Linked DNA regions of Homo sapiens: regions 1, 2, 4, 5, 6 and 7 are each linked to region 3. Evidence: chromatin loops called from intact Hi-C (ENCODE). Cell type or tissue: PC-3. All regions are shown on one strand.

Evidence for each region. Hi-C counts contacts between places; a loop is a spot of excess contacts. Peaks named below come from ENCODE experiments on the same cell type or tissue, not always from the same donor. Only the 100,000 strongest peaks of a DNase experiment are listed, where the experiment ranks them.
Region 1: a loop joins it to region 3, with 4 times the contacts of the local background. A loop is called at or near these places in 2 of 110 quality-filtered maps.
Region 2: a loop joins it to region 3, with 14 times the contacts of the local background. A loop is called at or near these places in 94 of 110 quality-filtered maps.
Region 4: a loop joins it to region 3, with 8 times the contacts of the local background. A loop is called at or near these places in 33 of 110 quality-filtered maps.
Region 5: a loop joins it to region 3, with 2.8 times the contacts of the local background. A loop is called at or near these places in 2 of 110 quality-filtered maps.
Region 6: it touches region 3 in a loop (6-fold over the local background); 57 of 110 quality-filtered maps call a loop at or near these places.
Region 7: it touches region 3 in a loop (2.9-fold over the local background); 2 of 110 quality-filtered maps call a loop at or near these places.

Annotation. Positions count from the first base shown.
Region 1 is chr7:84,235,494-84,239,493 of GRCh38, forward strand. It overlaps a transcript of SEMA3A not described here. Among named protein-coding and RNA genes, the nearest start is that of SEMA3A, 43 kb to the left of the region's middle. In PC-3, no CTCF peak of the experiment used is centred here; DNase peaks (open chromatin) are centred at 1,078 and 2,228; H3K4me3 peaks cover 1,097 bases; H3K27ac peaks cover 3,900 bases.
Region 2 is chr7:85,021,021-85,025,020 of GRCh38, forward strand. It overlaps SEMA3D (semaphorin 3D), which reads right to left. Exons shown (of 19, transcript NM_001384900.1): 13 at 1,371-1,593. Among named protein-coding and RNA genes, the nearest start is that of SEMA3D, 160 kb to the right of the region's middle. In PC-3, CTCF peaks have their summits at 268 (motif pointing left) and 2,267 (motif pointing left); a DNase peak (open chromatin) is centred at 2,251.
Region 3 is chr7:83,974,608-83,978,607 of GRCh38, forward strand. SEMA3A (semaphorin 3A) reads right to left here. Exons shown (of 17, transcript NM_006080.3): 15 at 2,525-2,589. Among named protein-coding and RNA genes, the nearest start is that of SEMA3A, 220 kb to the right of the region's middle. In PC-3, a CTCF peak has its summit at 1,820 (motif pointing right); no DNase peak of the experiment used is centred here; H3K27ac peaks cover 747 bases.
Region 4 is chr7:84,453,024-84,457,023 of GRCh38, forward strand. It overlaps a transcript of SEMA3A not described here. Among named protein-coding and RNA genes, the nearest start is that of LINC03017, 77 kb to the right of the region's middle. In PC-3, a CTCF peak has its summit at 1,689 (motif pointing left); no DNase peak of the experiment used is centred here; H3K27ac peaks cover 749 bases.
Region 5 is chr7:84,370,422-84,374,421 of GRCh38, forward strand. It overlaps a transcript of SEMA3A not described here. Among named protein-coding and RNA genes, the nearest start is that of LINC03017, 160 kb to the right of the region's middle. RefSeq lists an enhancer at 1,271-2,470. In PC-3, no CTCF peak of the experiment used is centred here; a DNase peak (open chromatin) is centred at 2,000; H3K27ac peaks cover 2,744 bases.
Region 6 is chr7:84,191,319-84,195,318 of GRCh38, forward strand. SEMA3A (semaphorin 3A) reads right to left here and starts at 3,471. Exons shown (of 17, transcript NM_006080.3): 1 at 3,157-3,471. The coding sequence starts at 3,268. RefSeq lists an enhancer at 3,585-4,000. In PC-3, no CTCF peak of the experiment used is centred here; a DNase peak (open chromatin) is centred at 3,793; H3K4me3 peaks cover 4,000 bases; H3K27ac peaks cover 4,000 bases.
Region 7 is chr7:84,527,170-84,531,169 of GRCh38, forward strand. It overlaps the pseudogene RPL7P30. Among named protein-coding and RNA genes, the nearest start is that of LINC03017, 3.3 kb to the right of the region's middle. In PC-3, no CTCF peak of the experiment used is centred here; a DNase peak (open chromatin) is centred at 2,392; H3K27ac peaks cover 1,371 bases.

The DNA.
Region 1 (4,000 bases), 260 kb after region 3:
TTCTTCTCCATATTTTCAATATTACTTGAAATATCTGCATGAATAAATATTATTGGAATAAGAAAAATGATACAGTAAACGCTATTAATTTTTTTAAAAAGTAGTTTGGGTATAATTGTTTTAATTCTTAATTCCTCTTCTCCATTTTGTGTCCCAACAAACTAGAATCTACTTTCCTCACTCCAACTATTCTACTAAAGTGGTTCTCATAAAGACCAATTATCAATGAGCTTATTATCCAACCCAAGTACCCTCTACTCTTGGGCAACAAAGAGAACTCTAACATGGTCGAGTATACTGTCTTCATGAAAACATAGCTACTTTAGACCATACTTTATGCCATTGCATCTCAAGCTCTTTCACCAGTTTATTTTCCTTCACTTGGCCCCTAAGAACAGATGTTTCCTAAGGCCCCATGTTTAGGGTGTATTCCTTTTCACCCTACACACTTTTAACTAATCTATTTTCCTCCCACAACTTCAAGTATCAACCTCACTGGATGATTCTCAAATCATTATCAAAACATCAAAGGCACATGCCTAATTGGCTACTGTTTACTGCACAAAACCAGCCTGATGTCACCTCAAATTGCACAGGTGCAAATTAGAATTCATTTGTTTCTCTTCCAAACTTTCCCCTATGCCTTCAATTTTAAGTGCACCACTGGCCACTCTCCTTTGCTTGGGTTAAAAATTTTAGTTTTCTTGAACTTCCTCTTCCTCCTGTCTTTTAGCTAGTCACCACATCTGTATTGATTATGTGTCTATCACACATTTGTCAGTGGGCGAATGAAGTAAAGTTTCAGATGAGGTGTTATTTCCTTTATGTTCCCAGTTATACTAGACTAATTTGGACATTAATCACTTCTATCCTAGATATCCAATATAACCTCCTAACAGAAGTTTCTAACTCTCCCTTCAGTTACACAGTCATCAGTATTAATTCGCTAAAATTCTGAATATGATTGCCTCTCTTTGCAAGAGAAAATGAACATTACTAAAATATTAGTTTGGCATTTCAGGCCCTTCCTCCAAGATGTTATTGCAATCTTCCTGTTTAACTTCCTTTTCCATGCATAGTTTATCTTTATCTCGCAAATACTCTATTAGTCACTAATGACTAATCCCATTCTCCTAAGAGCAAGACTTTTCCATCTATGATATTAATTTGATATAGAAAAAGAGTTTGAAATTCACTTGGAATACAGGTAATTATTGATTTTGCCCTACTCTCTTGATCGTTTTGCCTCAGTCTATCAAAACCAATTCAAGTGTGTTATCTTCCAATACCTTGAACAAATCTCTCTTCCCCTGTCATTTATGGAGTGTACATCTGAGGTAGAAAATATTTCAGTTAATTCTATATGTGAGTCACCTTCATGATTGTGAATACCCTCAAAGCAGAGGTCTTAAAAAGGATAGATTGTGTTAATTACCTGGAAAAAAAATGGCAGTAAGTGATATACTTAAAGCAATATCATATATATTCTATTTAAAATAAATTTAACTGTGTTGGAAAGGAAGGGAAGGAAGTTAAACTTACATTCTAAAATTTAAAACGACCAAATAAATAAATCGGGAAAAGCAATGCCCAACATTAATAGTGAAAACATATTTTTAAAATAATTAACACCTGAATCATAATTAGCAACTAAGTGTAGGAAGAAACTGATGATGCTGAAAACAAAATGTGTTTAATTTATCCCAGAGTTAAGGAAAAGACAAACATATGTAGGTAAGTGAATTTCTGAGCACCAATTTCTTAGCAACCACAGTCTAACTTATCAAATTTAAGATTAAGATTTGAGATAGTTTATATCAACAGGTAAATTTCATTATTAAGCAATTAGCCACTCATTGTCTTACTCAAACTTACTACTCACTGAGTTAATACAACATACAAGACATAGTATTAGGGAAAATGTCTTTAAGAAGTTCATAATCAATAAAAGAGAAGAAGAACGAAGAGAAGAAGGGAGAGGAGGAAGGAGATGAGAGGTATGGGAGGGACAGACAAAAGTAATATTAAATGCTTACAACATACCACCCATTTTTCTAAGTGGTTTACATTATCATCTCTTATACTGTGACAAGATAGATACTATTATTGTCTTTATTATATAGATAAGGGAACTGACGCATGATGTGACCAAATAACTTCTTAACATGAATCACCCAGCAAAGGGTGATTCATGAAATCACTGAGTTTCATGAGTGATTCATGAAATCTGAGCTGAGTTTCAATCACAGAACATACATCCTGCTCTGTAGTTTATGCCTTTAGTCACTATGGTTTACTATAGTTAACATACTGTGCTGAGACCCAGATGCAACCAATTAATAGAAACATACTTCAGGAATGCCTTTAAAAAATTCTGTGAGAATGCAGATTAGTGTGGGAATTCCTGTTGACTGAAGTCCTAACAGAAAACTTAACCATAAAAAGAAGACAGTACTATCATAGGCCACCATCTCTATGGAGGAATAGCAAGGCTGTATTGGAAGTACTAAGGAAGCCAGATTTGGTGGAGTATGGGTGTTTTGGGGAACAATAGATGAGAGTGCCCCAGAGGATATTCAATTTTTTTTTTTCTTTAGATGGAGTCTCACTCTGTCACCCAGACTGGAGTGCAGTGTGATCTTGGCTCACAGCAACCTCTGCCTCCCAGGTTCAAGGGATCCTCCTGCCTGAGCCTCCCAAGTATCTGGGATTACAGGTGCCCACCACCACACCAGGCTAATTTTTGTATTTTTAGTAGAGACAAGATTTCACCAAGTTGGCCAGGCTGGCCTTGAACTCCTGACCTCAGGTGATCCGCCTGCCTCAGCCTCCCAAAGTGCTGGGATTACAGGTGTGAGCCATCGTGCCTGGTGGAATAACCAATTTTCAACTGAACTTGAGTACAGGACAGTGAATAATCTACAGTAGGCACAGTGGAAGTCTACACCACTTAATTTTTATTCATGTATTTAAATCGGCTTCCTCCAAACTTGTGGTTTAAAGAATGGAGTGAGGAGAAATAATAGCTTATGAATAAATTACTGATAATCACTCATACATAATATTAACTTAATTTTTACAAGTAAATATAGAGATGGAAAACCTTTCTGCAATAGTTCTGTTTTCTGAAACAATTTTAAATAATTCATTCCATATACAAAACTGTTTGCAAAAGTGCACATGTAGGCATCTCTCTCTTTTAACTATATCATGAAAACTACAATAATTTTTTTTTTTTTGATACGGAGTCACGCTCTGTTGCTCAGGCTGGAGTACGGTGGCATGATCTCAGCTCACCACAACCTCCACTTCCCTAGTTCAAGCAATTCCCCTGACTCAGCCTCCCGAGTAGCTGGGACTACAGGAGCATGCCATCACACCTGGCTAATTTTTTTGCAGTTTTAGTAGAGGCAGGGTTTTACCATGTTAGCCAGACTGGTCTCCAACTCCTGACCTCAGGCAATCCGCCTGCCTCGGCCTCTCAAAGTACTGGGATGACAGGCGTGAGCCACCATGCCCGGCCAAAAACTACAATGATTTAAAGCCATGTAGCAAACCTAAAAACTTAAAGAATGTAGACCAAAAATAATTATATCATAATGCTAATATTAAAATAAGTTTTTAAAAATAAAAATAATACATTAACATATTTCAGAATAGTCTGCAAGATTTCATGATTGTGCAACTGTGAATATTTGCTTTAGGTAAAACCAAGCATTTAAAAAATTAATAGTTTTTTAATTATCTACTTATTCAAAAGTTTAATTCTCATAAGGAAATTATTTTTTGATTTGTAAAACATTAGGTGTTTTATCTAAAACAATCAAGCAAAGGCTTTTGTTGAAAATAAATTTAATATTTTGCCCATGGGCAATTGTACTCACTAAATACTCTGTAAGTAATCCACTTTTTGTGGCCAAGTGGCATACTCATTTTACACCCAAATATGAAAGAGAAATGGAAGACATGGGTAATAAATAATATTTTAGAAATACTGGAA
Region 2 (4,000 bases), 1.0 Mb after region 3:
TAAAAGAACAGTTTAGAAAAAGAAAAAAAAAATCCCACTTTAATTTATATAATATAGGCATTTTTAAACTTCTGAGCACTGGGGTTGGAGTATAGTAACGTATATAATAATGATCCTGTTCGCACAAAATAGTCTGAATTATTTAATTGTTTTTAAATAACTCTGGGATCTTTAAAGAATATTAAATGTACATTTTTCCAAATGTCAAAATTAAAAACCTATCTTAGCAGTCTATAATTTTCTCAGTAAAGGTTAGATATTACCACCTAGTGGCTAAATGACATTCATTGCAGTGAACTGTTGAACACCTAGTTTTGGGTGGACAGTACAAATTAAGCGTCAAACTTGTGGGAATTAATAGCAACTAATTAATTCTACTTTTGACCCTTCAACAGCCATCTCTTTTGTCTTGGGAATATCCCTTATTTTTCTGGTTTGTGGAATTGCCATCTTCAAAATAATCAGGTTTGACAATCAATGACAAAGGTCCTCTGATTCCGTCACACACATACTTCCTAATAAACCTAACTTCTATAAGATCCATAATTTTTAAAAATAAAATTATTCTAAAATTGTTTTGAACTCTTAAATATCTATTCTAATAAAAAGTCTTGTTTGTTGAAAATTCTTAATTTTTAATTCTTTATGAAATGCTTGATCCATTAAGTTATATAATATGATATGGAATACAGTGCTTTTGTTTTAATGATACATGTTATCTTTACTGCCAGTAGAATTCCCATGACATTATTAGCTAATACTTTTACTTTTTTTGAGATTAAGTTTTTCTTTTTATAAAAACATTTTAATCATTTTATAGTTACTGAGTTGACAGACAAAGAAAAAATACAATGGGCTTAAAATCTGAGTCTAGGAAATACATTTTAATGCACAAAATTCAAGAAGAAAGATAATCTCCAAGAAGTTTCTATTTAAAGGTCTTTACAAAGTAATGTTTAATGTTTCTGAAAATCTATCTTAAGTCAACTAAGTCAGTGATTCTCAAAATCAGGTGAAGGAATCTTTTGGGAATATACTTGCAAAGAGAGGGAAAGGCAAAGTTTGAAAATAAACATTACTTTGCCCTACTTGTTTAATTGTAGTTCAAAATCATTCAACAAATATGTATTGAGCATGTAATGTAGAGTAGACACATTGCTGTCAAATACATTTTGAAATCTCAGATTTGAAGTTGGGAGATATTTATGATTATCAATTAAAAGCTACATAATTTTAAGAAATGCTGACAAGGTTTTATCTAATAATTACTCATTTTTATTTTGACCAATAAATATTTTTGAAGTTGTTCTTCTCTTTGTCTAATAATGAAAAATTCCTTTTGAAAAAATCCTAATCTAGTTTTAGCTTACCTGTTCCAAGAAACATTACATCGTACTGGCCATCTTCTGCAATGACATGATCCACCACTATCTGTGTCAGTCTGTAATCCACATTGATTCTCTTGAACGTTGGTCCTCCTGCAACTGGGTATACGGACTTATACATCACAGAGTGCCGCTTTATGAAACTGATGACATCATCTGGAAAATCTCGGGTGGACTTAATCAGTGGGTCATAGGTTTTGCTTGGACACTGAAAATAAATGTGGAGGAAAGTAAAGACATTGTTTATGCACCTGAGAAGTTCACACTTATTTCCAATAAAATTTGTATAGCTTATCATCAATAATATTAAATGAATGGACAACAGAGTCAATATGGAATCATGTGTACTTGTAAATAAATGCAGCGTGCCTCTAATAAATTTAAACCCAGTTTTCTCCTTCAAAAATTTTCTAAATTACCTCTGCATTTTATAATGTTTCCATAGTGAATTCTTTTCTTATGAAGATTATTTCTTCTGAAGATTGTTTCTAATGAAGATATTTGAAATCTAACTTGAAATAACTGTTAAGAAACTGATCTATAAACATGAGAACACGTGGAAAGCCATTATTTTCAATTTCCTTTGAGTAATTTATAATTTCAGTTCAAATGAAACCATGTTTAATTAAAAAATAAAAAAGGAACAAACAGTTCACAAAAATTAATTTCAAAGTATTTAATAGTTTGAAATTGTAATTATGTAGTTTCTTTTATGATTAGTGTGAAAATTACACTTTGAACAATTCAACAGCTCTTCTCCTAAAGAGTCTGCAAAGAAACTGTTAGGGAATTTTATACTTCTTTCTAAAATTGCCTTATGTGCCTTTCAGCATCCACTAAATCAATAGTTAGCATGACCTGCCCCCTGGTGGTAAGAGTAAAAAGTTCAAAATGGTTCAAATCAAATGAATTTTATGTGCCTTTATCCAAAAATAAAGGGGAAAAAACACCTTATAATTAGACTTTTTTTTTCCAGAAAATATCACCTCTCCCACATCCTAAATCTATTTTATGTTTAAACATATTGCAATTTAGGAAGGTACCTCGTATAGAACGATTCTTTTATCACATTTGAATTCTCAATGGACTAATGCATTCTTTTGGAGAGGAAAACTTTAGTCAATTGATGCAGTCATAGAGAATAAAATGATTGACAGTAAGGACAGATTTTTTTAATGGTGCTTTTCTTTGTTTCAGTTTTTAGAGAAGTTGGAAACAGTCTCCATGGAACTGAACCATTTAAACTTGGCACTAATTAGAATCATGACAAGGCTCCAAAAACATAATGTACTTCTCAAAATATTCAAGAGGGTCATTCTTAGGGAGCTGAAGATACTAGAACTAGTCCCAATATTTGACTTTGACCCCAAATTTTATACCAATAAAATCATAATGGCTTATTATGAATTAGAAGAAATATCAAAGAGGTTGTACTAAAAGTCTGTTAATGTTTTTCTATAAATAATTTAAGAATATCTTTATCTTTAACAAAAATTTTCAATGTCTGGTATTAAGAAACTGATACTTTCTGGATATTTAGTTATTTGTCCCAGGTCTGTACCAGAGAGATTAGAAACGTCCTAGAATATTATCCACTTTGCATTTACTTAACATATTCTTAACTGGATGTTGGTCTAAAGATCTAAGTCTGCACGTTCAGTCATTATTTCCAGCACTTAACCTTCAGCCAAGCGGAATCCGTCAACTCAATAATGGAAGAACCTTGCATTAAATAGATTAAGCAGGGACTCAAAATGGATATGGAGCTCAAATGATACAAAGCTCTTGTCCAATTATAGGCTGCATGTTTGAGGCTCAGTCAAAGACAATTCATAGTAGGCTTATAATGCCTATGGTTCAATCTGGTTGGTGTATCATTAAAATCAAACCCAGAGCAAGATTTTGCCTGCACACAGTTTTTAAAAAGCCCTCCAACTTAAGAAAAAATCACTTTTGACTTTGCAGCTGTAGTTGTGCAGTAGCCAAAGTTTTCAAAGAAATAATATCATGACATTCAAGCCGTAGTTTTTGATATCAAATTGTTAAATAATTAGAAATTTTAATGCAAGAAAGTATAGCTGAATGAAAATATGAACACTTAGAAAAAATAAATATGAATTTTCCTCATTGCTCCGACAAAAATGGTTTAAGTGTAATAAAATCTAAGGCGGAAAAAAAGGAAGGAAAACCTGGTTTCTATTGACTATAAAATGATCTTTGAAAATATATATTTTTTCTTATGGCAGCTTTTCCTCATGGCATGTTGCCAGTGTTTGGACAAGATCTTTATCCTCTCAATTGCTATGCATGATATCTCAGGTCTGCGTCTCCACTATGCTTGCACAAATGAAAATGATTTGGTAGAGTTACTCTCTGAGGTTTAGGATAGTACAGTTTGAATCAAATATTGTTATTTCAGTACATTCAAACCAGTGGAATTTTTGCGTTGATATCATATAGCTGTGCTGCACACAGATCTAAAAATAATGAGATGCCAAGCAATGTATGTAGGTAAGAGTAAAGTAGGAAAGAAAAATTTCGTAAAAGAAAAGAGAAAGTGTAGGGAAATGATACATCTAAAGCGGATGGTCATTCATATTCAGTTATTTTCCTTT
Region 3 (4,000 bases):
CGGATTTTTGCCCATTTTACTTTCAAATACTGACGTCAACTATTCCAAAATAATCACTGATTCCTAATGGTAAGACTTAGCATGGCCAAATGGGAATGCCTACCTTAGTTTCCAAATATTTGAAATTTAGTGTAATTTATGGTGTATATGGTTTATGTGTAGTCATTATCAAAACAAGCAGACAAGGGGAAAAGAGGCATTCAAAAAGGAATATTTTATTGCTGGAGGGCTTGCTGGGCTAGTTTACCCTTTCCTCTCAGATATCACAAACATCTAGAGTTGTTTACCACAACCCTCCCCCAAAAGACCCTGTAACACTGAACAGTTGCACTTTCTCTTCTCTCTCCAGTGTGCATCTGACGTAAGAATCAGGAGGTAAATTTATTTACACTCACTTTATTTCTTACTTCTTATGGCTAAGCCATTCTATATGCCAAATTTTAATAGTCTTTAACTACTCTAATTTTATCAAAACACATCTTTAATATCTGAAACACTCTCCAAACCCCAGTCATTCAATGGTTAACAATATTTATGTATCCACAGTCATACTTTTCATAAAAATTCCTTTGGTCAGTTTTTCCCCATATATATTTACACTCATAACTCTAGCATGAATATAATTTTGAAATTCTAACTGAATCTATAAAGGGATCACTAAACAAATGAATATGCCATTAAGATTATATATGCATATAATCTCTAAAAATTTTCAAAACACAGCATAGTGTCCTACACATGATGGCATATAATCAATATATATTAGTCAATTGATTAATTCATAATGATGTTTCCTAAGAGAGATCTTATTTTTGAATATAATGGTGTTGATAATAACAATGTATGACATAAGGTATTTTTTACAAAAATCAAAAAGTGCTATTAGTTCAAATCTCTACTGAAAAACAAAAGTAATAAGACATGTATCTAGATTATAACTTGAAATTTTTAGATCATTCAGTCATTCAACAAATATTTGTTATCTACAATACTCATAATGTTGTATTGATATAAACCTAGAAATATACAACAAGCAAAATAATGTTTCATTTTGATATGGAGATTAAAGTCTGATTGGTTCAGTTACATTCTCCTGATTCTTTTACTTCCAGTAATTATCATTAACTCTCCACATATAGGCAAACAGATTATTTAGTGTAATGAATTAATATTTCAAAATATTACATTGCTGGAATGGTGCTGATCATAATTCAATATTTTTCCATGAAACAGATTATGAAAGATTAGCAAATATTTTAGGATTTGATTGAAATATGCTATTTGAAAAAATTTAAGGAGAGTGTTCAATAAATGCACCATACTAATGCAGGGACAGTCGTAACATTTACTCCAGTTTTGTGGTCTCTTTCTTATTTATAGTAAAGATAATCACAGATAGGAAAGTCCCTGGTGAGAAAATTTGCAATCAAAGTGGTTCCGAAACACTGGCTTTATTCATGGTTACCCGTCTCCTGGTAGTAGGATTCCCCAAACAATCCCGTGAGCATTCGTAAATCAAATACCAGCCCATCCAGCTTATGCCAAAGGGGGATCTGAATTTTAGAAAGTAAGTTTTGGAATGTATGCTGGGGTTCTATGTGTGGTAATGTTTTATTAAAATCCATAAACATGAATATTCCACACATAAAATTAGTAAATCAAAGAAAAGTCAACTGATAAATATTAACTACTTTTAGAATAAATGGCATCAAAAAAATTAATAGAATAATTATGTTAAGTGACAATGTTTACATTGTACATTTCAGCCATTTTTAACTATGTTCATTAGCAGTATTGTCATTGATAAGTTCCCCCAGCAGAGGGAAGCATAACCTCATTATTATTTCCATAGTAATATGGCATAATGTTTCAATTATGGAAAGTGGGGCATCACTACAATTTTACTGCATTTTAAGTGAAGGTTGGTTGATGTTTCTGCATTTACTAAGCAACTTTGACATTAAATAGGCTCTGACATATTTTAGGAAGCAAAAAATGAATTTGGTACAAAATGCCCAGTGTAAGGGAATACCCTACTAGTAATTCAGTGTAAAGATATCCACATTATCTTCTGCTTGACTAGGATACCCAATAATGATATATTAGGTTTATATCATGAGCATATAAATGAATCATTTTAAGGCATATTTTAAGACTGTAGTTTTTGCTTTGGTATATTTTAATGTACATTTCCATTCCCTACTCATCTCAGGTTGCTACTATATACAAAATGAAGTACTTAAACATGGCTTCTTTTTGTTAATATAAGAAAGTTGAGCTTTAAACCTTGTAAGCATCTAAAATTTTGAATTTATCATCATAATAAAACATAATTTATGATAATAAAACATAATTCAGTGCCTTGTGTTCTTTAGGATTTTCTTTCTGTAAGATTTTACTTCTCTTCGGCTGCATTTCTTTAAGTATTCTGAGAGATGCATACATTGCATGCATATGCATGAATATGCATTATTATGATTTTAGCCTGGTCTTAGCAGGTTGAAAGATGAAAAATGTGACTTACCATGGTGTAAGTCTGAACAGTGAGTCAGTGGGTCTCCATTTCTTATATCTTGTCGTCTTGTGCGTCTGAAGCAATTACATTTAAAAGGTGTTATTGTATCCTTATTTTTCCCTTCTAGGAATTTGTCATAAGAATGAAGAGAAATAAAATATATATATATATATCATAGACTCTAGTAACTTACAGGAACAGATGAATCTACATCCAACTAAAAGATTTTTTTAAAAAACAGTTCATTATACCTGTAAGAGCAGTCTCCAAGATGATCAAAATGGGAAACAAGATCCAAATGTACTAACAACATGTTAAAAGTCTTTAAAATAGTGATAACAGAGAATTCATGGCTTTTTCACTACCAGATGTCAGTCAGTAACAATCTAATGTCTAGAAACTCAAGGCCTAACTTCTGTGGAAAAAGCACAAAATTTAAAATAATAATCCATTTTTTTCAATAAAGGGTAAATTAAACTTTTTTTCTGATTATTAATGAAGGAATAAGCTTGAAAATTATAATTCACATGAATGTTCTCTTTCTCTAAATGCTTACACATAATTATTTAAATAGACTTTTGCTAAATTTTATAATATTAAGACTAGAAATTCTATTTTTAAGCTAGTTTTAAAATTTCTTTTCTTGGTTATTGTATCAACCTATCCTTTTTTTTTTTCTTTCTTTCTTTTTTTTTTTTTGAGACAGAATCTCGCTCTGTCGCCCAGGCTGAAGTGCAGTGGCGTGATCTCGGCTCACTGCAAGCTCCGCCTCCCGGGTTCATGCCATTCTCCTGCCTCAGCCTCCTGAGTAGCTGGGACTACAGGCAGCCGCCACCATGCCCAGCTAATTTTTTGTATTTTTAATAGAGACGGGATTTCACCGTGTTAGCCAGGATGGTCTCGATCTCCTGACCTTGTGATCCGCCCTCCTCGGCCTCCCAAAGTGCTGGGATTACAGCGTGAGCCACTGCGCCTGGCCATATCAACCTGTTCTTTTTTAAAACAGTTTATTTTATGATCATATGGCTATGATTGCAAACCAATTTACCTGTGAAGTGAATAAAAGCAACAATAAATGTTGAACTTAAGGGCAAGGCCTCCTCTTGCCAGAGGAATGAGAGAGAGAATAAATGAACTTACATTTAAGAGAAAAGCAAAGTTTGCTTATAAAAATCAAACGATTTCTTCTACATTCTACCCCCAGATCACATGTGAGCTGCAGCACGTTGTGGGTATCCTTTTTCTACATTTTGCTAATGGTTGCCTGGGAAGGAGGAGGTAGGCTGTAGTCACTGCGGTGCAACAAAGATGTGAAGTTCCAGGAAGAGGCTAAAAATGGAGACTGGCTATGTGTAACAGACTGGAAAAGATTGGGGGACACTTGCCCAAGTGTTTGCTGCTGCTATTTTAATGGGTATTGTCTTGCTGCAAAATTAGTTACCATCCCTAAAAAGAACTCTCACAAAGGCCGTTGAGAATTGCAAA
Region 4 (4,000 bases), 480 kb after region 3:
TAGTAATAGCTTTAAAATTTTCTAGGTTAACCTAATCCAAAACCTTCCAGTGTTTTGTCTCAACTTTATCAAACGCAAAGGAATCTGGAGGAAAAAAAATAGTCGTATCCTTATACATATCGAATACCTACTGCTAAGCAAATTCAACAGTGACAAACGTGGAAAGAGAGATGAATCTAATTTCAGGGAGTATTATGGTTCATGAGACTTTGTTTCTTTTTTTTTTTTTTTTGAGACGGAGTCTCGCTGTCGCCCAGGCTGGAGTGCAGTGGCGCAATCTCGGCTCACTGCAGGCTCCGCCCCCTGGGGTTCACGCCATTCTCCTGCCTCAGCCTCCCGAGTAGCTGGGACTACAGGCGCCCGCCACCTCGCCCGGCTAATTTTTTGTATTTTTAGTAGAGACGGGGTTTCACCGTGTTAGCCAGGATGGTCTCGATCTCCTGACCTCGTGATCCGCCCACCTCGTCCTCCCAAAGTGCTGGGATTACAGGCGTGAGCCACCGCGCCCGGCCGAGACTTTGTTTCTATTGAGTGATAGAGACAATGCATCCTGATTCACACAGTGAAATGCTACTTTCTTCTGAGTAAAGTCAAGAAATGGTGTATAATGGAGTCACCAGAGAGACACATTCCCTGTCTCTACTTAAAGTCTACATTGTCTGTATTAAATATTCTATCGTGTACATTATCTCAGTAATAAGTACTCTGTAACTTATTAAGAATAGCTGTCTGCCTTTCTTTGCAAAAAAAACTTGTGTAAAATTGTTTGCTAATTTGCAGAGGACAGCTGTTGTTCAAATATCACTTCAATAAATAAAAACTGACTTGATTAGATGATTTAATTCTAGTTACACTTTTTTTTCTAGAAAAGAAAGTAATACCTAAACTTATTGATACTACAGTGATATATTATTGCAAGATAAAGAAAACTACTGCATCAAAAAATGAAGTAGGTGGACTTATAAATTATTCTTAACAGAGCAATAAAAATGTATCCACAATACATGTGCTACTGTGCTGCAATTATTTACAGTACATGGAGATGTAATTTGTTAAAATATTCGCCTCAATTCTCTAGCTTGCATATATTCAAAGTGTTAAGGCATCTGAACTCTTTTCTTTAAAATGTAAAAATGTAAAAGAGCTGTGGAGTCTTGCTGCAATTTGGGGAATATTTTCTCTCTTTTGCCATTTTTTATTCTTATTTTGTAATGGCTTTTTTTAAATTACCTATGGAAGATGTCAAGCTGTGTAATACTAAGACTTTAATGTGTTTATTCTGTGAAACAGTAAGACATACATCAGACACAGATAAGTCATTTCTTGGCCTTGTCCAAAGAGTTACTAACATTAAGGTAACAGCTTAGTTACTTTTTCCATGCACTTTCTTTCCACCTGTGTATAGAGGAGCTGAGTAACCAGTTATTTGACACTGGCAAGTCTGAGCATTCACAGTACCAATTATTATAGTAATTTGAATGTTACTAAAACAGTAACTTTAAATATCATTTTAAAATTCATGACAACAATAGCATGAATGTGGTAAATGGTATAGTACAATTACAGTGAAAAATACAAATAATTTTCAGTGAAATATTGTATATTCATGTAATACAAATGATGTCTTGGGCTATGTACAAAATATTGATAGAAAAACACCCAAAATGAAAACAAAAACAAAAACCCTCATTCATATTGTTCAACAAAAACTATTTGACTCTGATTTTTCCTGCCATCTGGTGGCAAGATCAAAACTTAGACAATATTTAATCATATTAAATCTTTTTACAACTGTCAAAGTACATTAAAATTAATTTTATATGAACCCAGTAAGAGACTGAATAAGCCTAGTAATTTCATGTACAATCTAAATATAATAGTTATTTTAATTATATTAACAAGTAGCACCTCAAGGTTTAATGTAATCTTTAAAACTATATGACAAATACAATAAAAATGAAACGCTCTCAATGAACCTGAATGTGTAGCTAGGTCACATTGGTAGGTCAATAGTTCTCATTTTATGACATTGAATAATTATTACAAATTAAGTAGATAGTATTGTAATATATTAATTCTTTCTATCAGAAAGTGAAATCTGGTTAAAATCTGAAAGATAGTTTTTCAACAAGAAAATGACAGAAATATGAATACTCTTATTTTTCATTTTTTATGAAGTTGAGGGATGGGGAGGAATAGCTCTTTCTAAAAAAGGTTAAAAATAAAACAGGTAGTTTAAGATTAAAATAAATATAGTTTCACATAAACATTGTATAAGTTAAATACTTGCAATGCATTCTTTTCAAATATGACTTCAATGTTTATTTTACAAAGTGCATTTAAAAACTACTTTGTTTAATATTTTCCATTCCATTGAACAATAATATTTAAAAGGCTGTATGTTAAACTAATATTTCTAAATGTTCAATATATGTTTGATTAATAAAAATATTTTATAACCTCTTTACAATAGCTTAGAAGGTATGTGATAGTAACATATATTACATGTTAATTTCAGGAAGGCAAGCTGAGTTAGTGATATCAACAGTTGGCAAACTCAGTTCTTCATTTGAAGACTTTTTTTCAGAGTGATAATTTCTATGATTTCAATGTGAATAATTCTTATAGTTTGGTCTGAAGCTTATTAGAAATACAGTTGTGTACAATTAAGAGTATTCTTAAGTTTAGAACGAAGTGATAAGAATTTTCTTAAATTCATAACTGTAAACCACTTTAAAAGTTACAAATGTTTCCAAATTTCAGGAAGTAAACATCTGTTTCATTTTATATATGGGAGAGGGAAAAAATTAGAAAAAGATTTAACCAGTGTAGTAACCAAATACTCTAAATTTCATGCTAATGAATATCTCTTCTTACCTACTTGGCAATAGGCAATAGCTGAAATAGCTTGTGAGACAGCTGAATAGCTGATTCATGAAGGTCATATGGATACATATTCTGTCTACACAGCATAAACTGAAATGGAAATTTGGCAGCTACCCAATTTATGTGATCCTTGGCAATTCAGGCCTTAAAGTAGATTTAACACTTGCAAATGAGATGACTAAAAGTAAGGATGTCTGAGATGATATTCTAAATTATTTCATGCGCTTCACAACTTAAGATCTCCTATGAGAAAAAAATATTAAAAAAAGAAAATATCCTCCTTTTTTAAATCCTCTGTGCTTATAAAGAAATGCTTATAAAAATAAATTAGATATTCCAACATATAGGATGCTTCAAATCAAGTCGATTTGGGGAGTAGGTGGTGGATAAAGTCTTAATATGGTAAAATCTGTTATTCTGTGTTGAAAGCCCAAAGAATAATCTAATTCATAGTACTCTTGGAATTCTAAATCAATAAAGGAGTCATTCATCAATTTTTTAGCATTTATATATCAGACACTCTGATTAAGTAAGAGATTTTAAAAGCACCATCTTTTAACCATTTAACTTTGAATGGGCCAGATATCAAATGATAATCATTCTACCATGTAAAACTAGATGTCTGACATTAATCAAATAGAAAGATTTACATTTCGTAAATATTTATTGTTTAATAATCATTAATATATTGATTTAGGTAACTGCATACCTGGATTTAGGTAACTATAACATACAGTAAAGTCTTTAGAAAATAATTTCATTGGTAAATTGTTCAATTGAAAAAGTTGTCATTTTTAAAAATAAAGAACCATGTTATATTTGGCTTTATTTACGTTTAATATCTAAAATGCTACTTCAGTGCTTTGTAGGGGTACACAAACAAACACAAGGCAAATATATATCCATTTGTAGAATATGTTAAAAAGACCCTTTTAACCTTTGAGCAATTTTGTAAGTTAAATTTTCTTATATCCACTATGATGATAAATAAAATAACTGAGGCTAATGGACCCTAAGTTACTTGCTAATGTCAGCTAATAAGCGATAAAGCCAGGATACTCCAATTCAGGTTTTCAGATAGCAAGCATACTGCTTTGGGTAAGCAAAGCAGTAT
Region 5 (4,000 bases), 400 kb after region 3:
AGCAGACACCTCTTAAGATAAAATATAAAATATCTATGGAAATCATGAATAATTTATAATTTCGTGTAAAAGTTAGATTTGATAGGCCTCAAATACAATTAAAAAGAAAAGGTTAGAAACATCTTGGTTGCTCTGTTGAATTCCCACTTTAACCATGTGCCAATTCTAGTTTTTCTTATTGTCTCAAAGCCATGCCAATTTATAAATATTTACCTTTTCAAGGCATTACATTTAATACACATTATTTTGTTTAGACCTCAAATATACCTTTATAATGTATATTTTTATTCTCATTTTATAGGGAAGGAAATAAAATTCATAGGGATGAAGTTGTAAGATGTAAAGTTTCTTTAGGGACAAAAATAAGGAGACATACAATGGTAATTACATAAACCACAAGTTAATATAGCATGTTCTAAGGCAGAAAAAAAGATTCTCAGTTCCCCTAAGTTTTTCCATGCTAACAACAGCTATGGATGAAACTACTAATTCATTTATTTGAAATAGATTAGTTGAGTATCTAGTATACCATATAGAACATATAACCATATAGAACATGAGAATGGATGATGGAGGGAGAGGGAGGAGGTAAATAGGTAGGTATATAGATAGGTAATATGTATATCTACCCTATCTAACATATATACATGGATGTACATTCATATAGGTTAGAAGCACTGGGTCACATCAGTAGTTATTGACAGAAACTCCTTCCAGTAATATTAGGTTTGTGCAAATAGATTTACATTGTTTTTTTATTATCTTGTTCCTTCAGAAACTTTTTACAGAATCAGATATGCCTTTCTGTACCAGCACGTTGATGTTTACTAGTGAACAACATATAACATGGCTCAGAGACTTTAATTTATGTCATATAGTATGGGGGAAGTAGACAGTTGAGGAATTTAAGACAATAAAATTGGAACAGTAATCATAATAACATTTAGAATTGGCAATTATCTTTAGTTTCCACCCAGATGCAGAATACTTGAGTTTTTTAGAAAGTAATTTTCTAACACAAAATTTTGAATTTTTATGTAAATTTGGAAAAGCATTTAGGTCTTAATTGTTCAGACTATAGCATCAACTCATAATTAAGATATAAGAAAATAAAATATTAAATCATGGAACATAATTATATCCATCTCATTACTTATATCAAGACAAGCCCTATATCTCATAGAAGTTGAGAAACAATATTATAATATATATTTGAATTTGAAAAAATCAATAAACACCTGATTGGATTTTTCACTTTGCTTTTAGGTTGTTATTTTGAAGACATTGGCTTTAAGAATATAAAGATGTTAATCTCCTTAAAACTTTTTCGGTTCCACTTAAAGTCAAACACCAAGCAAAGAGTCATATGCCTTTTAAAGATGAAGGGTTTCCTCACACTTACCTGCTAAAGGGCCTCTTCTTGATGAATAATTCCCTTTGTTATGTTAGACTGTCCCATGGATGGTTTTTTTAAATATTCTGGAAAGCAAAGCAAACAAATAATTTATAAAGTTTGAACTTTGACGCAAACTTGAACCTTCTTAGTAAACTGGTTTAATAAACAAAAAAGCACACTTCTGTCCTATTGCCAGCAGACTCTTCCATGACACCTTGGAAACATTACTGATCCTGTCTCTCAGGCATCGTTAACCTCTTTGTTCTCTCATCACTAGGCACTCAGAGCACTATTATCTCCCTCACTTCTTCCCAAATTGGATTCTCAGAGATTATTTCCACTATTTGTGTGTGTAAATTTGGCTCATGTCTTCTCACCCTCTGTTTAGCTGCCTTATCTTTTTAGACAAAATCTGTTCGCCCTCTTAACTGCTTTGGACATTTCCGGCTATCTTCTTTCACACTCTGGGGCTGTGACTCCCTCCTTTAATTTCCGGTTAACTCACTGTGAGTGAGTATTAGTCAACTTAGCATCTGGTTACAGAGCAACCAAGCTATTTTTCTTACAATTATCCTCAAATGCTCTTAAACTTAAAGGCTTAGTGTTTTGGCACAAGTTGAATAGGAATTCTGGATTCTACAGTTATCATGCTTATGTGACAGAGCAACCTCAGATTTGGAGGCCATGGCAAGAGGTTGAGTGGGTGGATACAATGGTGACTAGTTTAATGAGTCACTCATTGAGAGTTTTAGTGCTGAAAACTGCATTCAGAGAAACACACAAGTGGTTCTTAAAGGACATAGGCAAAATCATTTCATAGGTAGAAATCACCTGACCTGAAATTAAAACATCTGCAGCATGCCCTCTCTGTCTCAGGAAATCAAAAAACTTCATAGTACCCCGTGACCAAATAATTAAAAATATAGGTTAGTTTTTAAGTTTAGAACCAGAATATCTTTTCAAGTAAAAACTCAGTTGCTTTGGTGCTAGCTTGTATTACTGGCACTACTTCTCACTTCCGTCTTATCTCCATGCTTTTTGCCATATGAGTTTGCCACTCTTCCCTCAAAGGGGAACAGCATATTTCCCCACTCTGGCTATGAATTTCATCATGAGACTTGCTTTTGCAAATAGGATGATGTAAAAGTGACAACATGCCAGCTCCAAAAGCTGAGTCCTCAAGATATGTTGTATGTTTCCATTCGCTCTCTTGTCCTTTTGCCGTCACCATAAAATGTACATACCTGGGCTAACCCACTGGTTTCAAAAGAATGATGAAAAATACATGGAATGGAGAAGCCCTTGCTAAGTTGCCCCAGCCAAGCCCAGACTAAATAAGTGTCCCCAGTCAACCTGTAGAAACTAGAGTGAGCTCACACATCGGATAACTCCAGTGGACCAAGCTGATGGTTTCTTTAAGGCCACCAACTTTCCTGTAGTTTGGTATTCCATAATAGCTCTTCAATACATGTTGAATAGAATCATTTTTGAAATAAGCACAGAAATCAGTCATCTACAACCTTGCCCAAATTCCTACTTCATCAGCGTTACATGGACATATTTTCAACTAGGCATCTCTTAGGAAATGTCCGCAGTCATTATTAACAAAAAGCAAATAGGGTCAGTAACTTTTTATTATGGACTAAAATAACAGATATTTTCTGAAATAATATGAGATCAGCCTGACTTACCCCAAAGTAAATTTATATTTTTGATCACACAGTAATTTATGAATAAAAGTAATTTATAAAATCATGCCTTTGAAACGTTGGCAAAGCTCTAAATTTGTTCCTGAATTTCCAAATGCAGACAGTACATCATGGTGGTTAAGAATAGAATTGCAATAATACAACCAAGGATATAAGCCCAAATGTGCTACATATATTTATCCTTGGAAAATAACTAAGATTTTCTGAGCTTCAGATTTTTATTGCAGAGGAAGTTAATAATAATAACATTCAATTTTCATATAATGCATACATAGTACTTTGTCTAGTGTCTGGAAAATAAAAGTGAGTACTAACATTTTCCAAGAAAGTTTAAGTTACATTCATTAACATTAGTATTTACTATTTTGTATTATATTTTTTAACAAGTAGTTGTTGAAAATATGGCATGAGATGAGTTTGGCTTTAGGTGACAAGAAGATTAGCAAGGAAGTCCTCAAGTTTGAAGAAAGGGCCCAGCTAAAAGAGTCATTGAAAAAGCATGGTCAACAAGGCCTGGTCATGAGATCACGGGAGAGGAATGGATTTCAGGCAGCATCTCATGGGCAGAAGCCCAGAGGAGAAAACAATGTAAATAGAGAATGAAACTCATGCAAACTTTAAGACACTGCATGTCAATGAGAACAAAAGTTGGTAATTGATTTGTGAAAGACAGTATGTATCAAAAATGTGAATGTGTGTATCCTTTACCCAACAATTCCATTCAAAGAATTCTTTAAAATAATAGCAATAAATATGTGTGCAAAGATATTTATACCCAAAGATGTTCACTGATGCACTGCTGATAATAGTGGAAGTAGAAAACTTGTATGTCCATCGAAAAATATATTTAAGTCAATTATTGAATATGAACACTGTACCCATTAAGATACATATA
Region 6 (4,000 bases), 220 kb after region 3:
ATGAAGTTAAGGTTAAAATCATTGATTTAACCTTTGGATTCACAGGATCACCATCACATTGAGACTTGCATGTGTCTTTGATTTCTACCAAAACTGAAGCACATAGTGTCCTGGAATAGCCCCTTACATTGGATGATGGAATATTTGTCATTTGTTTAAAACCCAAACCCTAATTATTTTCTTGTGATTCATGCAGGTTTTTCTGAAGACTTCATTGTATCACATATCCCAAATGGAAGATTATATGATTTTCCTGTATTTCATGAGAAAAGTGAAATTTGACTAGTTTTGTAGAAGAAATAAACATTTATGCATGGACCACTTTTTAAAAGAAGGATTTTACCATTTAGCTATATTACATATATTTAAAGAAGACAAAAGTATTTCTGAGTAAATGTTTCTTAAGGATAATTTCTATGTAACTGCTGAGATTTACAGAGTTCTCACATTTTCTTCCCCCATAAGGATTCTAAATCAAATTGGTTCAGAGGAAAAGCCAGCATACCCCATTTTTCTAATATTATCACTTCTCCAGATGGTCCTGAACACATCTATTCAATTCCTTTTTCCTAGAAAGTAAAGAGGTATCTTATTAGATATGTACACCCGCTACAAAGGCCACTTTCCTGTTTTTACTTCTTTTTAACATGTCAAGTCTCTTTCATCTCCTACCAGGCAAAAATGATAAGTAGAAAGTAAGCACAGTGATTGCCAGAAACTTCATCTTGGCAACCTGAGCAATGAGAGAGTTAATGGTGGATCTTTGAAAACAAGTGACCATGGGAAATTAAGGTTGGCAGGGATTTAACTCTTCATGAATCATGCTGGAATATTTTTAAGGGCAATGCAGTGGATGTTTTAACTGTGTTTGACATCTAATTAAGGAGAAACAAGAAGTAGCTTTAAAAAAATCTCTATTGTACTTTAGAAACAAAGTACTGGCAATTGGCTACCACATACTTGCTTTGGCCAAACAAACGTACATGTAGAGACAAAAAGGTAATGACAGATTAATAAAATAACAGAAAAAAATTTCCTCAGGCCATTCCTTTTATTCTTCTTCCTGTTGTTCATTTCACAGTTTATTTTACCAAATTATTAAGCTCTAGGTGTATCAATGGGATTGTTATGTAGCTGTAAAGCAGTTTTTTACTTAAAGGAAAGCAGAATAATTCTAATGGATGCCATCACTAAAACAAGGCTTATAAAGACAATATCAAATATATACACCTTGCTAATATATACTGCTTGCTTCATCAGATAGGTTTAAGGCATATGTGTACAACAAAGGATATTCAAATTAAATGTAATATTTTTAATGTACAGAAAGAACAAGTGCCTCCTCTATCATGGAGAGTAACCTATTATCATGGAAATAAAATTCTTGCAAAATAAAAAAGTTTAATTCCCTATTTTTATTTTATTTTAAAATGAATTTAGCACTTAGATATATTCAAGCCTAGCAGATTTTTAAAATATATATCATGATTTTAAACTTGTTAAACTAAAAGTATTACAAATAGCCAGTCACATCTTTGAGAACTAAAGTTGCATGTAAAACTTATAGGGAACATAAACTTGGATAAAGTGGACCATCAACTTAGACTTATTTGATGTCACCTTGTCAAGGAGTGAAAACAGAAAGCAAAACTGATAAAAACACAGACACCATAATATCATATACTATGGAAATAATTTAAAGACAGTTACTAAATTAATTAAATAACGCTACATGATTTTTTAAAACTTACATAAGTACAATTGCACTTCTGTTTGTTGATGTTTAAGTCTCTATTCCCAACTTGATACTCAGGAAAACATTACACCAAAAAGTAAATAGATATTCTAATTCAATGCATTTCATTTAACGAGCACTAAGTCCAAAGAAACACATTACTAGGTGTTTAATTTTCTAATTCAAAGTGTGAAAATTACATCTCTCTTCTGATTTGAGATCCTCATTCACACTAGGGCATTCAGAAAAAGATGTTCCCCATCATATGAGAATTAAAGAATATGTTTTGTGGCATAAGAGCAAGGTACAGTAGACAGACATCTCTACAAATACCTTCAATAATTTTTATTTTAACTTATAGGCTAAAAAATAAGCTTAATTAGAGCTTCTCACTGCTCCACCCCCAATTTTAGAAATCTGAGAATCATAAGAAATCAACACCTTAGGGAGTAAAACTACTTGAGTTAAAACAGTTTAATCTTCAACTCCATTTTAATAATACCTGAGTTATAGAAAGATTTACTGCCACTAAATGTATGTATATCATTTTGGGCTCTACTTTAGCATTACTTTACACATCATCTATCTATAAGACCTATCTAAGCAAATGTGGAACAAACATAAAAAATCCTCAATAAAAATAAGCACATACATTAAATTGTAACCAAATAAAGCACTAGTGATAAAGCTCTTTTTTCTCTCTTTAATTTATACTTTTCAAAAGAGAAGTTTACACAACTACCTATGCAAGCAGACAGTAATGTGTCTGCAGTTCTCACTGAAGTACATATAGAATTAAATAACATAATATTTCAAAGACTTTAGCTTTACACAATTAGCCAAATACAGTCTTTTGTACAATCATAAGGCACTGTGGAAAAACTAGTCTGTTCCATCCAGTTTATGTTCTCTTGGCAAACCATGATCTACTGCTTATGTTAAGCATCTGATTGTCAGATTTGAACAAACTGAATATTCATGATGACGATTAACCATTTCATGTCTAAAACTAAGAAAATGCAATTCATCATAGTAATTATAGGTAAGGCATGCACATCTACAAAGAGACCATTTTTGCATTTCTATTTTTAAGAAAATATTTTAATAGAATTAAAGTCGGAAAAATTAACAGGCATAAGATAGGATAATAAGATATACAGATCAGCGTGTACCAGGCATACAGCTCTTTTCAGCAAATGTGATTAAATGTTCTTTGTTTGCATTTAAGTTGTCATATATCAAACAGAAGACATGCTTTTTACAAAAAGCGTTTAAAGCATCTCAGAAAGATACACATAATCACGTCGGTTTACCAGGTTAAACTAAAGGTTTGATGATTTGGGGTTGGGAGGGAGTTCAAGGAATTAAGGGGGGGGGCGGTTATTACAAAGCTAACCAAATAAAAGAAAAATAAGATTTACCTTTGTAGGATAATTTCAGCCTTGGCACATTGTTCTTCCCATTCTGATAGTTTGCTCTTGCTGTAAGTAATACTCCCCAGAAAAGACAGACAATCCTAGTTAACCAGCCCATGCTGCAGACGCTGTAGGTCCCTTTGCTGCTTTAGTCTTCCTTCCTGTATTGTGCGGCCAGAGAAGTTCAAACAATCTGGAAACTGGAGGTAACAGGTGATTTAGGTCAGTTTCATTCATAAATGCAGACAATCAAGACCTCATGGCAACACTAACACCTCTTCTTCTGTAACAGTCACTGAAGCACAGAAACTTCAAACCCTCCAAAAAGAAAAAAAAAAAAAAAAATTCCGAGCCAGGCACCGGATAATGAGGCACAACTGTTGTGTGGAAAGAAAAAAAAAAAAAATTAACAAGGTCTGCTGCAGTGGTGCTTAAGAAGCAGTTCCTTTTATCTAAGCTCCTCTGATAGCCGGTGGCAGTCTCTAATCCTGCTCCCTGCTTCATTCGGCTCCGGGGAAGCAGAATGAAAGGGAAACAGAGAGAGAGAGAGAGAGAAAGAGAGAGAGAGAGAGAGAGAGAGAGAGAAACCGTGAGCAGCGCGGACTTTTCCTGTACGCATGTAGAGGGAGATGACACAAGATCCCACAGACAGGTTTCCCCAACACTCACTAGACTGGCTGACAATGGGAGAACAGGCGAGCTCAACCTACTCCCCTTCCCTCCTGTCACACAACACATGCAAAAAACATCTCGTAGAGATTAGAGCCGGGAGCAGAACCCTCAGGCGTGCCTGTGAAAGGCATGTAGCTATAAATTTACTTCCCAAGGCAAGCGTTGTTTTATAGCCATT
Region 7 (4,000 bases), 550 kb after region 3:
TCTTTCTACTGGCATCAGGCAATCAAAAAGATAAAAAATATCAGTGATGTGATAAAGGCTGTAGCTCAGGAACCCATATAAATGTTTTGTTAATTCTACCTTAACACTCAGTAGATGTTAAAGTATTTTGCATTTAATTATCAAGCATTTCTCTTTCCCAGCTAATAATAATAACAATTTAGAAAAAGAGTGAAGTAAATGTGCAATATATTACAACTAAGTTTTATAACAGAGAGTTATTTCTAGTATTAGATGTCTGATCATTACTTTTTAAAATCAACTTTGTATACCGCAATGAAAAGAATTTTGAAACTAAATGTAGCTCAAAGAATACCTCTTTCTTGGTTTTGCTCCATTGATCATAGTTTCCTTATTAAGCATAGGAAGTTGTGCTTGGAGTTGCCTTAAATTGTGTCATGTCAATCAAATTGAGTTTAGGAGGAAAATGTTTTGAAATACTAAAATAAATGGAAATAAAACCTTAAAGAGTCTCCTCTTCATGCACTGCGTGTTATCCTCCTGATAATACCACAGAGCTTATGTCAAACTCTGCGGACCTGCTCCAGAGGTACGTCTAGCCCACAGTGTGTGAGCAGTGAAGTTTGGGCACTCTTAGAGTTTGAACAGATAAACTTCGGAAGTTCAGTGAATCATTTCAGCCAACGTGGAAATGTCAGTAGCTGAAATCTTAGTAAAAACAATAAGTAGTCTGAAATACTAAACTCACATGAAAATTTGTTTTCACTTTAAACATATTTTTTGGCTTTTTGTACATCGAATACAGGTCATATCTGTTGCCTATATACTTGTAGATTAAAAAAAAAAACAACGATGTCAGCACTGCAAACTATAATTGTGATCAACATATATGATGGGTATAGTTGCTTTTTCTTTTTGAAAGCAGACACTGTTTATTCCAGGTTACAAAAATAATCACAGCAAACACCTTAGTTCATCCTTCTAAGGCTTTTGATCTGGTCTTCCCTGTTGTCAGCATCTCCGCCTTCTACAAAATGAGTGGTCTTTTTCTTTATTGAACATCCTGGAGAGGATGATTTGAAGGGCCACAGGGAGTTATCTGTTTCTTTGAAGCATTTTCTAACAGTACAGATCTCATGAATGAGGTACTACATGCTGATGATGTCATATTTACCAAGAGATCGACCAAAGTGTTAACTGTCAAGGCAATTCACTTCTTACTGATTTTGCCATAATCATGCTTATAGATTAGTTCATTTACTGACTTCAGGTTCGGGTACTCCCATGCAAAATAGGGTTCTACAATTCTCAGCATGTTAATTGAAGCCTCGTTGAGGTTAAAAATTTCCTTTCAAGACCTGATGAAGGCAAAGAAGCTGGAATACCTTTTGGACCTTTGTACTCATACCGTTAATACTTCTGATCCTGATGACAAATGTCAATTTGGGTTCAGCAGGTACATAGAAGTTGTCAGTTTTTCTTGCCATCCTATCCAATCAAATATCAGTTCTATACATTTGCCTATATTCTTTGGAACAGTGCTTCACTTTTTCATAAGTTTCCTCCTTGCCTTCAGAAGCATCTTTTGGGTTAAACTTTTTTCTCAGGCATTTGATCTTCAGGACTGCAAAATTCCTTCACTTTTTCTTAAGAGTTTCTGGCACAGCAGGAACCTTCTTCTTCCCTTTGATATCCTTCTTGATTCCAGCCAGAAAGGAGTGGTTGCTTTTTCCCTTTAAGAAGTTGTCATTTTTTCAAAGCATTGAATTAAGTATTTCCATGGTGGTAAGAAATACAGAGAGGGCCTGAAAATTCACTGACAAGGCAAAAAGTTGACAGTTGTTTGTGGGCAAGCATCTTTTTCTTAAATAAAAAGTGTGAGTTAAAGAAATGAGCAAAAGATGTAGGTGAGCCAGATGGATACAACTTTCATTTTATGTTTTTCTCACACCTGTATAAAACATTGTTCTAGTTCAAGGTATTGGTGTGAATATTCAAGTCCCAATCAAGCCACCCCAGAATGTTAAGATTAATAATGCATGTCAAATAAGAACAGCAAACATTATGGATCCAGGTGTAAATGTTATTTGTCTTGTTTCTAGCTTTCCTGAGTATTTTTTTCTTTCTCTGCCAATTAACTTTTTTTTTTTTTTACAGGAAGTAATCTTTTATTCCATTGGTGAGATGTGTTTCTAATCTTTCACTCCATGCAGAATAGCACCATTAAGGAAACTTAACTTTCTTTTCTTTTTTTGAGATATAGATTTTTTTTTAAGCCACAGGTTTAATGTGCTGCCCTTGACCTGAGAAGAAAATCTTGGATTTGTCTTTAGAGGAGGGATTTTGCTATGCCCCAGGGTGTTTATGACCAAAGCACATATTTGCTTCCTTCGTCACTGCTGTGAGGTTATCATGTGCAACTGGGTTAAACAAATAAAAAATACATTCCTATCACACACACACCTCTGAGTCCAGATAAAACAAAAGAACAGGACCATAAATGTCATCATTAGCTTGATTTCATGTATATGTACATATATTAAATGTGTGTTTGGTATGTACATATTTGACAATGAGTCGAAAAATATTCTACTATCATCTTTAATAACTCTTATGTAAGCAAAATGTGGCATGAAGTGATGTGATCCAGAACTCTGAGTAATCCCAGCCACAGTTTACTAGGATTTTCAGTAGTTATTGAGGCCTATGAATGTGTGTAGCTTTTCTTTAAGTCCTTCTGAAAACAGGTCTGTCCTTGAGGTGTCAGATTAACACTCCACTCAGAAGACAAATTGTTTGTGGGCACACTGGACATATGAGAGCCATTAGAGAGTGTGCTCTGCATTCTTGAAAAATGAAAAATTCTAGGCAACATTACATCTTATAAATGCAAGATGTTTATTATTACAGTACCAGCAATAAATGTTTAGAAACTGGAGAGGGCTCACAATGGTCCTGACTAGGAACATATGCCTATCAAGTTCATTGGAAGCGGAGCCATTGCTTTTTGGCATTAAGCAAAGGGTCTGGAAGCTATTATGCATTTAGGCTTCTATGAGTATTTAATTATATCAATAGGAGAACACAATTTCTGTTGTGTGTATAGTGCTGAATGTCTCCATTTATTCATGTTACTGTGCGTGATAGATGAGTTTAAACCAGATGCTGTAACTTTCTTGCTATTTGGCCAAATTATTTAAATCATATTCTTTGAAAATTCAGAAAATACCCTCCTGAACATCATTAAGGAAACTTCACCCATGGAATCTGTTTACAGACTTTTCTAAGGACGCTATACAAATTAACACACACACACACACACACACACACACACAACTGTGTATAAACATTTCCACCCCTTGATGTAAACTAATATATACTACTATATTGATCTTACCCTTATGCACTTTTCCAGGTCTGTCTTTTCTACCTTTCAATGATGCTTGCTTGAATATGTGATTACTACTGTTTATTTTATATTTGCCCCTGCACACTCAGACATTACCTAATGATGCAATCCAAAGTTTTTTGTCTGGTAGCTTTCTTTTTATATGACTGCAGTTAAGATATGGGCTCTGGTCCTCTTCTACTGTTTTTGATAAAGGTGATTTTACATTTAGAGTATAACATCTTTTAAAGAAACCCATTCCTATTTTGAATAAAATAAATACATTTTATATGTAAACTAACACTTTGCCTAGCACCTAGAATAATCAATAACTTACACATAGTAAGGACACAAAAAATATATATCAATTGAACGACTGATGAATGAGCTTATGAAAGCCTCCAAACAAAAGAAAAAACAATAAATATACAAGTATTTCCTAAGTAGTCGTTTTCTACCATAAAGTATTTCTTTTATTTTTATTTTTTAAATGGACAGATACAATGTCATGCATTTACCATATACAACATGATGTTTTCCATGTATAAATCCATAGGAGGTAATGCATTTGTTAATTAGCTATATTGAACCATTACTATGTAATTCTGATTTAAGTAAGGTTTTTGTTCTTGA